2 separate regions of the Homo sapiens genome follow, and region 1 is linked to region 2. A link is a contact called in ENCODE Hi-C or POLR2A ChIA-PET data. All regions are on one chromosome and are shown on one strand. The core of a region is the stretch at or near the end of the contact, and the rest is flanking DNA. Distances in the headings are between cores, read along the strand shown.

Region 1 (7,251 bases), core at 1,668-4,167, 320 kb after region 2:
GAGGAGGATAAGAAGGCAAAAAAAAAAAAAAAAAAGGATAATTACTGCATGGCATTAGAAGTGCCATACTAAAAGGTCGTCTAAGAGCACAAAAGAGGAAGTGACTACTGAAGAAGTCAGAGGCTTTTCATGAAGGAGGTGAGTTTTAAGCCCAATCTTGTAGAATTGAGCCAATGTGTCCATAATCAAGAAGGAGCAAGTACAGTCATTTTGGAAAATAATGTGGAGGTTCCTCAAAAAACCAAAAATAGAATTACCATATGACTCAGCAACTCTGTTTCTGGGTATATATCCAAAGGAATTGGAATTGGAACATCTAAGACATCTGCACACCTCTGTTTATTTCAGCATTATTCACAACAGCCAAGATAGGAAGCAACCTAACTGTTTAGCAGTGGATGAATGAATAAAGAAAATGTGGTATATACACACGCAATGGAATACTATATACAACCTTTAAAAAACAAGGAATGTCTGTCATTTGAGACAACACAAATGGAATCAGAGGACATCATGTTAAGTGAAATGAGCCTGGCACAGAAAAACAAATAATGTATCATCTCACTTATATGTGGAATCTAAAAAAGTTCAATCACATGCAAATGGAGAGTAGAAAGAAGGGTGGGTACCAGAGGCTTCACAGAGAAGGAGGGATAGAGAAAGGGGAGTTGTTAGTCAAAGGGTACAAACTTTCATTTAGACTACAGATAAGAAATAACATAGTGATCTACTGAATTGCATGGTGACTATAGTTAATAACAACATATATTTCAGGACCAGGCACGGTAGCTCATACCTGTAATCCCAGCACTTTGAGAGGCCAATGTGGGTGGATTGCTTGAGCTCAGGAGTTCAAGACCAGCCTGGACAGCATGGTGAAACTCCACCTCTGCCAAATATACCACAAATTAGCCAGGCATGGTGGCACATGACTTTGGTCCCAGCTACTTGGGAGGCTGAGGTGAGAGGATCACTTGAGCCTGGGAGACCAAGGCTGCAGTGAGCTGAGATCGTACCACTGCACTCCAGTCTGGGTCTCAGAGTGAGACCTCATGTCAAAAAACAAAAAAAAAAAAGTCAAATAAAATAAAAAAAATATTAAAAAAGAAATAATAATGTATATTTCAAAACTGCTAAAAGTATAGATGTTTAATATTCTCACCACAAAAAAGTGATAAGTTGGTAAAGTGATTGATATGTTAATGAGCTAGATTAATCTCTACAATGCATACATTGGAGATCAAAGCATTACATTGTACTCCACAAAAATACACAATTACTTGTTAATTATAACTAATAAATTAGTAGAAGGAAGAGCCATAAGCAAAAGTACAGGAGAATTAGATGTGCATGTTGTGTGTAGCCTAATGAATATAAATGGCTTTAAATGACACTGCACCTTTGCTTTCCAACAAAAGTTAAACTTTCATTTCCCCTGATTCAATCAGCAGACTTTTACTGAGCACTTATACTGTATACGATATTGGGAGGTGAGAAGCTTTAAAGCTTTAAAAGTAATCTAAGACCCGATTTTTAACAACCTTATAAGAGCTTAAGCTCATGATGCCTTATGTTTGTTATGAGACCACAAGAAATTCTTGAAGACTTGAAGCCCAGGGATGAAAAGATTAAATAGGTGTTGTAGAAAGTTGTGATGTCTTGTATGAGGTGGTGCGGACTTCAGAGCCCTTGAGGTTAGGAGACTTCTGACCTGGTGTAGCGAAGCTGGAAATAGGGAGGAAGGGATGGAGTCAATAATTATTTCAGAAGTAGATATGACAAAACTGAAATATGGGAATGGTGAGGAAGCAGGATCAGTTGAACATGACTCAGAAATTTCTGGTTAGAGTACTGAGTGGAAGATGAAAACATTGCAGGAACACGAGATGATGAAGAGTCTGATTTTAAATGTGTCAATTTAGAGGTGCCCAGGGACATCCAGTTGGGACAATCTGATGATTCTCAGAAATATGGGCCTAGAGCCCAGGAGAGAGAAATGGAGGCTGATAATAACAAGGTGGAGTCACTGTAAATCAATCATCTCTGCCCTGGATGCCTTCCCTCCTTTCCTCTGGAAATAGAGCCTCCTTTATTCCAGGAACAGCTCCTCTATCCTACCTCACAGTCCCCACCATGAGGCTCTCTTTGGAACTGCCAAGTTCCTCCATCACCACATTCCCTGGCCACTGTTGCCTGATCCAGAGGCAGGTGTCTGACTCAAGAGAAGCTAAGTATGATTGCTTCATGGGGATGTTTTTAAAATTTAAACATCCAGCATGTACAAAAGTCTACAGAATAGCATAATGTTCAGTGTGTTGTCCTGGGTCTTAAAAAAACAAACAAACAGAATAGCATAACAGACTCCCATCTGTGTAATACCCAGCTTCAACAATGATTCATTGACCTATCTTGGTTCAGCCATACATCCATCTTTTTCCTCCGTCGTCATATTATTTTGAAGCAGTTACCAAAAATCTGGGATTTCACTCTCTGGTATTGGAAGGTGTAGGATGTAAATAGACAGGAGTGGTTTGCAGCCATGCTTCTCTCATGTTGAAAAAGCCAGTCTAAAGGAAGAAAAGATGAAACTGACATAAAGAAAAAAATAGGAAGAAAGAGTTCTGGAAGCTTTTGAGTCTGTGGTTCCCAATGTTCCAGAGTCCTCTCCACAGTTTGATTGTTCACATCTGTAGATTCTCTGAGCCCAAAATCTTCCTTCCAGCTTTAACTAGGTTGAGTAGGATATCAGTCCCTTACTACCAGGCATTCTGACTAATACATATCAGTATTCACCTAATGATTGAAGCCATCCTGGGAGGTCGTTCTCTCTTGTAAAAACAGCTTCCCTCCCCTCTGAATGTCCAAATCCTTTAACACAAAGGTCACCTCCTTCATGGCAATTTCCCTAATCCTAGTAGCAGGAAGTGGCCTCTCCTATTCCTGAATCACAGGGCACCTTATCTACACACCCTCATGGTGTGCCCTGTGTTCTCTTATTTTACAGCCATTTGGGTGCATGTGCTAGCTTTTTGCTACAAACTGTAAGCCTCTTGAAAACATACAAAAAGACTTGAAGTGGTTTTTTTTTTTATTTCTCATCTCACCTCTCAACATCATATACAGTATAAGTTCTTGGTAAAAGTCTGCTGATTGAATGAGGGGGAAAAAGTTGAACTTTTGTTGTTAAATAAAGGTGCATTTAAAGGTTGAGAGAAATGCATGGAAAGAGATTCAGGGCAATTTCCCTAGTCTTCTTACATCAATTCTGTGCAATAGAAAGGGAGTGTATAATAATCATTCAGAAATACAGTCATAATAAAACCAAGAAAGCAGCACCCTAATTATATAATATTAATTTAATGAAAACATAATGGCTACCAATATGAAACCATGGTTACTGCCTTTTTCAATAAACTCCATAATGAAAATGTACTGGACTATATTTTATTTCACCTAAAAGGAGTATGCTATGCTTTAGAGTTCTCAAGCTTTATCATGCACTGGAATCATCTGGAAGATCCTGTTAAAAGGTAGGTTCTGATTCAGTAGGTCTGGGGTGGGTTTGAGAAGATGGCTTTCTGACAAGGCGAGCTCCCCAGTGATGCTGATACTATGAGTCCATGGGCCACACTTTGAGGAACAAGAATGTATACCAGTGATTCCCAAAAGTGGCTGCCCAGTGACGCCATCACGGAGCTTCAGAAACTAATGACGCCTGTGTCCCACCCCAGATCTTGTGATTTAATTCATCTAGGGTGTGGCTAGACTTTGGAAATTTTAAAGATCTCCAAGTGATTTGAATATACAGACAAGTTTGGGAATTACTGCTCTGTTCATTACAGAATTAGACTCTGAATGGCCAGATCTGGGTTCCACCTCTGCTACTTTCAGACTGGCTGGGTTATCTTGGGAAAATCAGTTCATATCTCTGATCTTCAGTTTCTGATCTCCAACAGGGAGGTCATAAATCCATTGATCACATTTTCAAGAAACAAACTAGAGAAGGTGTAGGGGGATTTTTGTAGCCTCTAAAGTTCTGCGTGGATATGAAGAATTACTGGGAATGAGTCTGGATCAGAACTCTCCAATATGATAGCCGCTAGCCACATTCAACTATTAAGCTCTTGAAAGGTGGCTAGGATAAAATGTGGAAAATATTTAAGCCAGGCGTGGTGGCTCATGTCTGTAGTCCCAGCTACTCAGGAGGCTAAGATGGGAGGTTCTCTTGAGTCCAGGAATTCAAGGCTACAGTGAGCAATGACTGCCCCACAGCACGCCAGCCTGGGAGGCAGAGCAAGACTCCTGTCTCTAAAAAAATTTAAAAATAAAGGGGAAAAAAGAAAACATTTTAGATATCTTGGATTAAATATATTAAAATTGGCCAGGCACGGTGGCTCACACCTGTAATCGCAGCACTTTGGGAGGCCAAGGCGGGTAGATCGCCTGAGGTCAGGAGTTTGAGACCAGCCTGGCCAACATGGTAAAGCCCCATCTTTACTAAAAATACAAAAATTAGTAGGACACGGTGGCACGCACCTGTAGTCCCAGCTACAAGGGAGGCTGAGGCTGGGTAATCCCTTGAACTTGGGAGGTGGAGGTTGCAGTGAGCCAAGATTGCACCACTGCACTCCAGCCTGGGTGACAGAGTAAGACTCCTTCCCCAAAAAAAAAAAAAAAAATTAAAATTGACTTCACCTCTTTCCCTCTCCCTATTTATTTACTTAGTTTTTTTCAATCCTGCTCCTTCTGTAAGTTTTTGTTTGTTTGTTTGTTTGTTTAAGAGACAGGGCCTTGCTCTGTCACCCAGGCTGGAGTGCAGTGGTGTGATATTGGCTCACTGCAGCCTCAATTTCCTGGGCTTAAGCGATACCCTACCCTAGCCTTCTGAGTAGCTGGGACTACAGACACATGCCTGAACACCTGGCTGCCTGGCTTCCACCTGTTTGTTTGTTTGTTTGTTTGTTTGTTTGTTTTTGCAATGTGGCTATTAGCAAATGTAAACTTATATATGTGGCTCACCTTGTGTTTCTATTCAACAGTGCTGGCCTAGACTTTTTAAAGAAATGGCAGATGGCAAAAAAATTAACTTTACATTCCCAACTGCTAACACAGGAATTCTAAGTTCCTCCTAAATCCAATACAAATAAATGTTGAAAAGAATATCCTAGATGAATGAGCTATTTCAATGTGCTGTCAGTCATTAAACGGAAACATTCTTAGGATCAGGGTGGGATACACATAATATTACATACCTGGAGGTAGAGCTCAAAGGAAAGGTACACTCTATTTACAAAGGAGAAAAGAGATGGGCCATCACTGAAAACAGATGTTGTATGGAAAAAAAAAATACTAGTTTTGAGGCGGGGGGGAACAGCAAAAAAAGAGCAATCAGGAACTAATGTCTCCACCTCTCATTTTCTTGCCCATGTGCCTCCCGAGCCTTATCACAGTCCCACAAGAGAGACTGAATTCCAATGGCTGGGACTTCTTGGCCAGAGCCCAGAGCAGTAGAGAATTCTGATCTAGATTCGGGATGTGATACAACCAGCCTTGCCACTTGCAGCATGTGATTGCTTGTATTAGTGCATTTTCATGCTGCTGATAAAGACATACCCAAGACTAGGGCAATTTTACAAAAGAAAGAGGTTTAATGGACTCACAGTTCCACATGGCTGGGGAGGCCTCACAATCATGGCAGAAGGTGAAAGGCATGTCTCACATGGTGGCAGACAAGAGAAGAGAATGAGAGCCAAGTGAAAGGGGTTTCCCCTTATAAAACCATCAGATCTCATGAGACTTATTCACTACCATAAGAGCAGTATGAGGGAAACTGCCCCCATGATTCAATGATCTCCCACTGGGTCCCTCCTACAACACATGGGAATTATGGGAGCTACAATTCAAGATGAGATTTGGGTGGGGACCCAGCCAAACCATATCACTGCTGTAATTAATCCACTGTACCAGAGGATTTCATAGTAGGTAAGGACACTTTGTGAGGTAGGGGGGTCCAGCACAGCGCCCCAGGGTTCTGGAGCAAGGCCATGCCATTTGCAGCAGAGAATTCGTCACCATTTGAGAAGCAGATCCTGTGTGCTACAGGGTCCCATTTGAGACCATGCATCAGGGTTTGGACACTGGCACACCCTCCAAGTCATTAGGTAGGACGGGCACAACAGCAGTGCACAATGAAAATAGTTCATTTGCAATCTGGCCTGGATGGGTCTGGAGGGCACAAGTAAGTTCTATAAACAGGACATCTACTAGGCCAAGCGCGGTGGCTCACACTTGTAATCCTAGCACTTTAGGAGGCTGAGGCAGGAGGATTGCTTGAGGCCAGGAGTTCAGAGCCAGCCTGGGCAACATAGTGAGATTTCATCTCTACAAAAAATAAAAATAAAAAAATTAGCCAGGTGTGGTGGTGTGCACCTGCAGTCCCAGCTACTTGGGAAACTGAGGTGAGCGGATCACTTGAGCCCAGGAGTTCAAAGCTGCAGTGGGCTGTGATTGTGCCACTGTACTCCAGCCTGAGTGCCAGAGCAAGAACCTGTATAGATATATGTATATATATATATATATATATATATACACACACACATATTATATATATGTGTATATATATATACACACACATATTATATATATGTATATATATCCATATATTATATATATGTGTGTGTATATATATATCCATACAGCTCTTTAATTCATCATAATTTATTTAAGCAATCTATCCATTTGGGGACATTTGTCTTGTTTGAATTGCTGGTTATTTAAATTATTCCATGCTTAATTTCTATTCTATGCTTATAGGTTTAAAAAATGGTAACTAGTTGTTTTATTCTGCCTTTATTTAAACTTTTTTCTTATGATTTTTGCCATTTGTATTTTTTAATTAAATATCCTGTTTATTCCTTCTGTTCATATTTCTACTGGAAAAGATCAAAATTCATCTGCATAATCTTAAAAATCAAAAATTACTATAATGGCTTTAACTACGTTATTTACTTCTGTTGCACCAAGGCAATTGCTCACACCATGACCTCCTGGGGAAGGTTCCCCACAACCTCTGATAGAGGAGGGAAAAATCCAAAACTGGATCATGAATCAGTCAGCTCAATATGTTGGTTCAAGCCAAAGATGGACTGCCGCCACTATTGTCCCACTCAGGAGTGGCCCTGAAAACAGTCATAAGGGAATAGATAGCCTCTCAGTGGACAGAGCTTCTGAAGGTGCACCTGGTCATCAACT
Region 2 (6,735 bases), core at 1,520-4,019:
TTGTGTGTAGCTATGTTCACACATAGAGCTTGGACCATGCTGTTAACCGATAACTAATTTAGTATGAAGAGGCTCAGTTTTCACACTTGAGTATGGTCCTGAGGTACAATTTTAAGAAATCTGCTTCTTTTTCCTCAAAAACAGTTCTGAAATTTGGGGTCTGCAAATATTCTGGTTTAGGAAATATAAAAGCAATGACAAGAAATGGGAGGAGTACTTAGAGAGTGTCCGGCCAGCAAAATATTTTCAATTAGCTTAAATAGACACCTAGACAGAACAAATAAATGTCTTGGTGATGTCTGCTCCAGAAGGCCCACTGGTCTCTGTGGAGTGGTGGGAGCATTAGAAACTGAAGGGGGAACGCGTGGTGTAGTCCCTAAGGAACAGAAGAATCTTGCCCGCTGGCCACACTAGGGCTCCACCCAGGCCTCATTCTTTCCGCTTTGTTCCTTGGGACCTTTCGAGTGTGGACGAGCTGGGCAGCTTGCTGCTAAGCTCAAGGGCTAGGATTTTTGTCCAACAACCAAGTGTCCTCTTGAGTCCTTCATAGCCTCTTATCATGACCCACTCTAAGCCATTGGTTTTCCACCTTTATCAGCAGAAGTCTTTTGTCCCATAAAAGTGTAACTGGACACTCTAGAATATAAAACAGATACAGATCAGATCGAAGCTGCCTCTTTACCTCCCCAGCAGCAGCCCCTGAGCCACCTCTGCAGTGTCCTAGGGAGGTTTTCCAAATGTTCACTTTTAACACGGGCATCCATTTATACAACAAAGGAACATCCAGTGTCTGTTTCTATTTTGATCTGAGCTGGATGTTTAATAGTTCAGCAAGCTAGTATTTTAATACATGAGATATCAGTAGCTGCTAGGCTTTGGAAAATCCAATTTTTCATTCCATATTCATGTAGAATTTGAAATAAACTGATAAGTGCCAGAGAATTGCTCTGACCCCTTAGCACCTTACTAGTACGTGCTGGCTGACTGATTGCATCTCTCTGCCCAAGGTTCATTGTGGGATCAGACCGTGCTATCTTCATGCTTCGCGATGGGAGCTACGCCTGGGAGATCAAGGACTTTTTGGTCGGTCAAGACAGGTGTGCTGATGTAACTCTGGAGGGCCAGGTGTACCCCGGCAAAGGAGGAGGAAGCAAAGAGAAAAATAAAACAAAGCAAGACAAGGGCAAAAAAAAGAAGGAAGGAGATCTGAAATCTCGGTCTTCCAAGGAAGAAAATCGAGCTGGGAATAAAAGAGAAGACCTGTGATGGGGCAGCAGTGACGCGCTGTGGGGGGACAGGTGGACGTGGAGAGCTCTTTGCCCAGCTCCTGGGGTGGGAGTGGTCTCAGGCAACTGCACACCGGATGACATTCTAGTGTCTTCTAGAAAGGGTCTGCCACATGACCAGTTTGTGGTCAAAGAATTACTGCTTAATAGGCTTCAAGTAAGAAGACAGATGTTTTCTAATTAATACTGGACACTGACAAATTCATGTTTACTATAAAATCTCCTTACATGGAAATGTGACTGTGTTGCTTTTTCCCATTTACACTTGGTGAGTCATCAACTCTACTGAGATTCCACTCCCCTCCAAGCACCTGCTGTGATTGGGTGGCCTGCTCTGATCAGATAGCAAATTCTGATCAGAGAAGACTTTAAAACTCTTGACTTAATTGAGTAAACTCTTCATGCCATATACATCATTTTCATTATGTTAAAGGTAAAATATGCTTTGTGAACTCAGATGTCTGTAGCCAGGAAGCCAGGGTGTGTAAATCCAAAATCTATGCAGGAAATGCGGAGAATAGAAAATATGTCACTTGAAATCCTAAGTAGTTTTGAATTTCTTTGACTTGAATCTTACTCATCAGTAAGAGAACTCTTGGTGTCTGTCAGGTTTTATGTGGTCTGTAAAGTTAGGGGTTCTGTTTTGTTTCCTTATTTAGGAAAGAGTACTGCTGGTGTCGAGGGGTTATATGTTCCATTTAATGTGACAGTTTTAAAGGATTTAAGTAGGGAATCAGAGTCCTTTGCAGAGTGTGACAGACGACTCAATAACCTCATTTGTTTCTAAACATTTTTCTTTGATAAAGTGCCTAAATCTGTGCTTTCGTATAGAGTAACATGATGTGCTACTGTTGATGTCTGATTTTGCCGTTCATGTTAGAGCCTACTGTGAATAAGAGTTAGAACATTTATATACAGATGTCATTTCTAAGAACTAAAATTCTTTGGGAAAAACCCTCAATTGTGATTTTAATAAATTAAAAGTAGCACATTACATGGTTAGAAAATGTCAGTGTTAAAGAATGGTACAAAGTGAAAAGTGTATCCCTCTCTTGCCGCCGGTGGTAGCTTGTCCCAGTGGAAGCTGCTGTTAACAATTTGTGCCCCCACATCCCCCTCCCTGCCCATCCACCAAAAAAAAGTACATTTACTTATGTAAATGTACTTATGGTGATGTATGTTTGTTTTGGCCTCACAGCATCTGTTTCCCCTTAATTTGGTAGCTGCTCACATTTCCCTCGAAAGAACCACACCCTCTGCATTCTCAGTTCTCTGCTTTGGATGGGACATTTGCCCTGCAGTCCCCCCACCCTCCAGGCCATGCCCTCTCCAGGGTGAGGCCTGTGTGATCTACCGTACTAGGGTACTAGGCCCTGAAAGAGGCTTTTCTTGTTCCTCCTGCATCTTGAACCTGGAGCGGGAGCTGTTGTAGGCCCCGCCCTTGGAGAAGAGAACTGTCTGACAGTGGGGAGAGAGCGCCACACCCTGGTGGCATAAACGAGTCCCTGAATCATGCCGTGGCTGAACCAAGCCCTGTCTGTGGGCTTTTTCTGTTGTACTCAGGGCAGTTTGATGGGGTTACTGTCCTGCATAGCCATAATGGCCCAGTATAAAGCAGCTGTTTTGATGAGATAATTGCTTTAATTAAGCAAAAGGTAGCAAAGCTTTCACTCCGCCCTGTACCTTCTGTTTCCACTTAGGAGCCTTCCCATGTCAGAATGTGCAGATCTGTCTCATTGTTTCCTGTGCAGTGTGCCCCCACTTCACCCAGTAGTTTCTGTGTGTCTGTTATGTACTAGGTACTACAAGGTGCCAGGACGGTGTAGATACAGCCTCTGCTATCGTAAAACTCAATGATTCGGTGGGGGAAGACAAATGTCAGTAATGTACAAAGTAAAATGGCAGCTGTTAGAAGTATGAAAGGGGCAGGGTAGGGGGAGGTAGAATCTTCCCTGACCAGGTTAAGAAAACCAGAGGCCTTCTCTGAGGGCAAGAGGAGGAGAGGAGAAATAGAGTAAGGCAGGCAGAGGAAACAGTCTGAGCTAAGACCCTGTGGCTAGAAGTGGCAGAGGGAGAGGCAGCAGGAAGGCCAGCGGGGAGGCTGGGGCCCAGTGCAGGCCCAGGTTGGAGGAGCGTAGCACATGGAGTTTGGTAGGAGTTTGGGACGCCCTGGTGGATCTTAATTGTGATGGGGTGGGTGTGAAAGGCAGTCCAGGTTGCACTGGTTGCACAGGAGAAGTGATCAGAAGAGGACCCCAGCAGGTGTGAGCCGTGAGCTGGGAGGTGCTTCAGTAGTGCAGGCCATAGCTGAAGGTGTCCTACATCAGCAGGGTGATGGTGAGGTTTGAACCACTGTTTCACTGCATAGTCCCTGCTGATGGACACTTGAGTGTTCAGATTTTTTGCTGGTATATTCAGTGCTGCAGTGGACATTTTCATACAAAATATTTCGGTACACTTTTGTTTATATCTGAAAGGTAAATTCCTAGCAGTAGAATTATTAGAGCAAACGGAATTTAACATTTTGGTGTGTATTGCCAAATTGCCCTCCCAAGTGGTTTAGTCAGCTTACCCTTGCCAACAATAGATCTATCCTTGCCAGCCTTGGGCATCACATTTACCAGTTTAATAGATTGTAAAACCATATCTTAATTGGCTACCCTGAAGCCACCATACTGGAGAGGCTGCGTACAGTGTTTCACGTAGAGAGAGGGATACCCAGGAGGCCCACCTGCTCCAACCCCAGCTGCATGAGTCTTCCCAGCCCAGGCACAGACATGTGGATAAGATTTAAACATTTCCAGCCCCAGCCTTCAAGCAATCCTAGTTGACACTGAGGGGAGCCAACATAAGCTGAGCTGAGAAACAGTCTGCCCAGTCTGCAGATTCATGAGCAAAAGAAATGTTGGGCTGGGTACAGTGGCTCACGCCTGTAATCCCAGTACTTTGGGAGGCCGAGGTGGGTGGATCAGTTGAGGTCAGGAGTTTGAGACCAGCCTGGCCAACATGGTGAAGCCCTGTCTCTACTAAAAATTAGCCGAGTGTGGTGGTGCGGGCCTGTAATCCCAGCTACTCAGGTGGCTGAGGCAGGAGAATGGCTTGAACCCGGGAGGCGGAGGTTGCAGTGAGCCAAGATCAGGCCACTGCACTCCAGCCTGGATGACGGGATGAGACTCTGTCTCAAAAAAACGAAACAAAAATTTTTTAAGAGAAATGTCATTTGTTTTTGTTTTTGAGACAGGGTCTCACTCTGTTGCCCTCACTAGAGTGCAGTAGGATCACGGCTCACTGAAGTCTCTACCTACCGGCTCAATTGATCTTCCCACCACAGCCTCCCAAATAGCTGGGAGAAATGTCCTGTTTTTAATGAATTTGTCTTCCTTTTTGTCTTGTTTGTTTTAATATCTAGTGATCTAATAAATTTGGATGATATCTTTTGACTATCAATTATGAAACCTGTATCAGATATACACATCTTTCCTTCTTCATCCTCAGGCTTTCTGGTTTTGATGGTGATACTGTGGCTTTTGTACTTCTGGTGGTTTCCCTTATACTGTTAAACCTCTTTTTTTTTTTTAAATTAAACCAACTTAGTATGCATTAACCACTGAACAAGGGAAAGGAACTCACAAACTTTTTCCTGTGTCCCTGATTATTGTTTAATAGTGTTTGTATACTGACAAGATACATAATATCCACCTTCTGCACCCACAGTGTCCGCCTTTATGCTTGGACAAGAGCATGCAGGGTAGGACATTTCTGAGCCTTGCTTTTTTCCCTGGAAGTTTTTTGTTTGTTTGTTTGTTTTTTAAGAGACAGGGTCTCTTGCTGTCTCACTCAGGCTAGAGTGCAGTGGTGTGTTCATAGCTCACTGCAGCCTCAAACTCCTGAGTTCAAGCCATCCTCTTGCCTCAGCCTCCCGAGTAGCTAGGACTACAAGCATGCACCACTATGCCTGGCTAGGTTTTTTTTTTTTTGTTTTTTTTTTTTGGAGAAATGGAGGTGTCTCACCATGTTGCCTGGGCTGGTCCTCAAGCAATCCTCCTGCCTCGGCCTCCGATTCACTGGTATTAAGTTGTGAGTCACCACGCCCAGCTCTACCTTTCAGCTCTTCTTACACATGGCTCCACTGGAGAGGTGTGAGGCCACCCCTGTCTTTCCCCTAGAAGTGACTGCTTTTTCTCTTTTTCTTTTTTTAAATTTGATTTTATGTTTCTTTGTTTGTTTTGGGGGATTTTGTAACTGATTTAAAAATTTTTTTCCTTTATGACTGCTTTTTCTTAGACTCCTTAGGGATTCTTCATTCTTTTTTTAATTGAAAAATTTTAAAAATTTTAAATAATTTTTTAAAATTAATAAATAGCATTCAGCTCCTTTTTACTTATGCAACTCATACTTAACATTTAGTAATTTTTCTAGGAAAAGTCTTAGTGTTGTTTTTTTTTTTTCTGAATCTTTTTTCTTAATCCTTCTAGAGCATGCTGTGTAATTTCTAATTGATTGCAGATTCAGCTCCCCCCTCCCCCATTATTTTGGAAAAATTTATCTTCTGTTAACTTTAGTTTTGTATTGGTATCTTGGGTTTCTTTTTTTTTTTTAGCTCTGATACACATTTTATATTTTTAAATATTCCGTTTTTATCTCATGTTTGAGCTGTTTTTATTAAAATTCAAGTTTTTATTAACTTCTATTACTCAAAAAATCCAAATGGAGAATCTTCACCTTGGGTTATATTTTCCCCCAGGATTGAATATTTATCTGTATTTGTGTGCTACATTCTTTTATTGCTGCTGTTTTCTAATTCCAAAATGTTTGGGTAGATGCCACATCTTTGTTTTTTCCCTCTCTTATTCATGCTTATTAGGCAGACACAGCTTTTCCTAGACCTCAGCCTGTACAAGTGTCACAGGTGAATTCTCGCTGGCTCTTTTCCCTCCGTATCTGAGCGTTGTCTGCTTCGCCAGGAGCTGCAGTTCCAGGGCGGAGTACTGCCTTCTCTCAGCTTTCCTATAGCTGAACCGGAAAGGAGAGGGGCTCAGACAAGGCTGTGTGTGGCTCTGCTTGACAGGTAGCCTCTGCTCTCCTGTGGCTTTCCTGAGTGTCCTAGACTAGGGTTCTTCTCCCCAGTGGGGGGGGGAACCATAATTGCTATTACAAGGAAAAATGATTGCCAAGACTTCAGAGAGTTCCCCCGTGATAGCAGAGAGTCCCTTCCTCAGGAAGGGAAAGGCTGGGATGTTCTTTGCTTCACTCTGTAGTAACCCTTTCTCTTCCGATCTCCGGAGAAGAAAGGTCATGCAATATGTGGCTTTGGGCAAAGGCAGGAGGCACTTGCCCCAGGCACACAATTTGAAGGGCAGCACAAAACTCGGTAATTAAATAGTATTTTAATGCAATATTTTTAAAAACCAAAAAATGTTTTCTTTAAAAAAAAAACAAAAACCATGAT

What was found. A loop is a pair of places that touch in the nucleus more often than their neighbours do. ChIA-PET counts read pairs that join two places held with the same protein, here RNA polymerase II (POLR2A). Pooled maps may share reads with other maps.
Region 1: a map of posterior vena cava shows a loop between it and region 2 (4-fold over the local background). The contact joins two enhancer-like sites. A Hi-C loop is called at or near these places in 7 of 168 maps with a recorded cell type or tissue (Caco-2, HepG2, MCF 10A and 3 more) and 4 of 50 pooled maps. POLR2A ChIA-PET finds 5 or more read pairs at or near these places in 2 of 52 experiments (MCF 10A and WTC11).

Annotation. Positions count from the first base shown.
Region 1 is chr15:80,655,182-80,662,432 of GRCh38, reverse strand. No RefSeq gene overlaps it. Among named protein-coding and RNA genes, the nearest start is that of ABHD17C, 37 kb to the left of the region's middle. Within about 2 kb of position 2,917, at least 2 of the 41 ENCODE cell types and tissues checked have a DNase peak (open chromatin) inside an H3K27ac peak, as active enhancers do.
Region 2 is chr15:80,973,750-80,980,484 of GRCh38, reverse strand. It overlaps MESD (mesoderm development LRP chaperone), which reads left to right. Exons shown (of 3, transcript NM_015154.3): 3 at 1,008-4,733. The coding sequence ends at 1,266. Among named protein-coding and RNA genes, the nearest start is that of MESD, 13 kb to the left of the region's middle. RefSeq lists silencers at 1,463-1,757, 2,623-2,917. Within about 2 kb of position 2,769, at least 6 of the 41 ENCODE cell types and tissues checked have a DNase peak (open chromatin) inside an H3K27ac peak, as active enhancers do.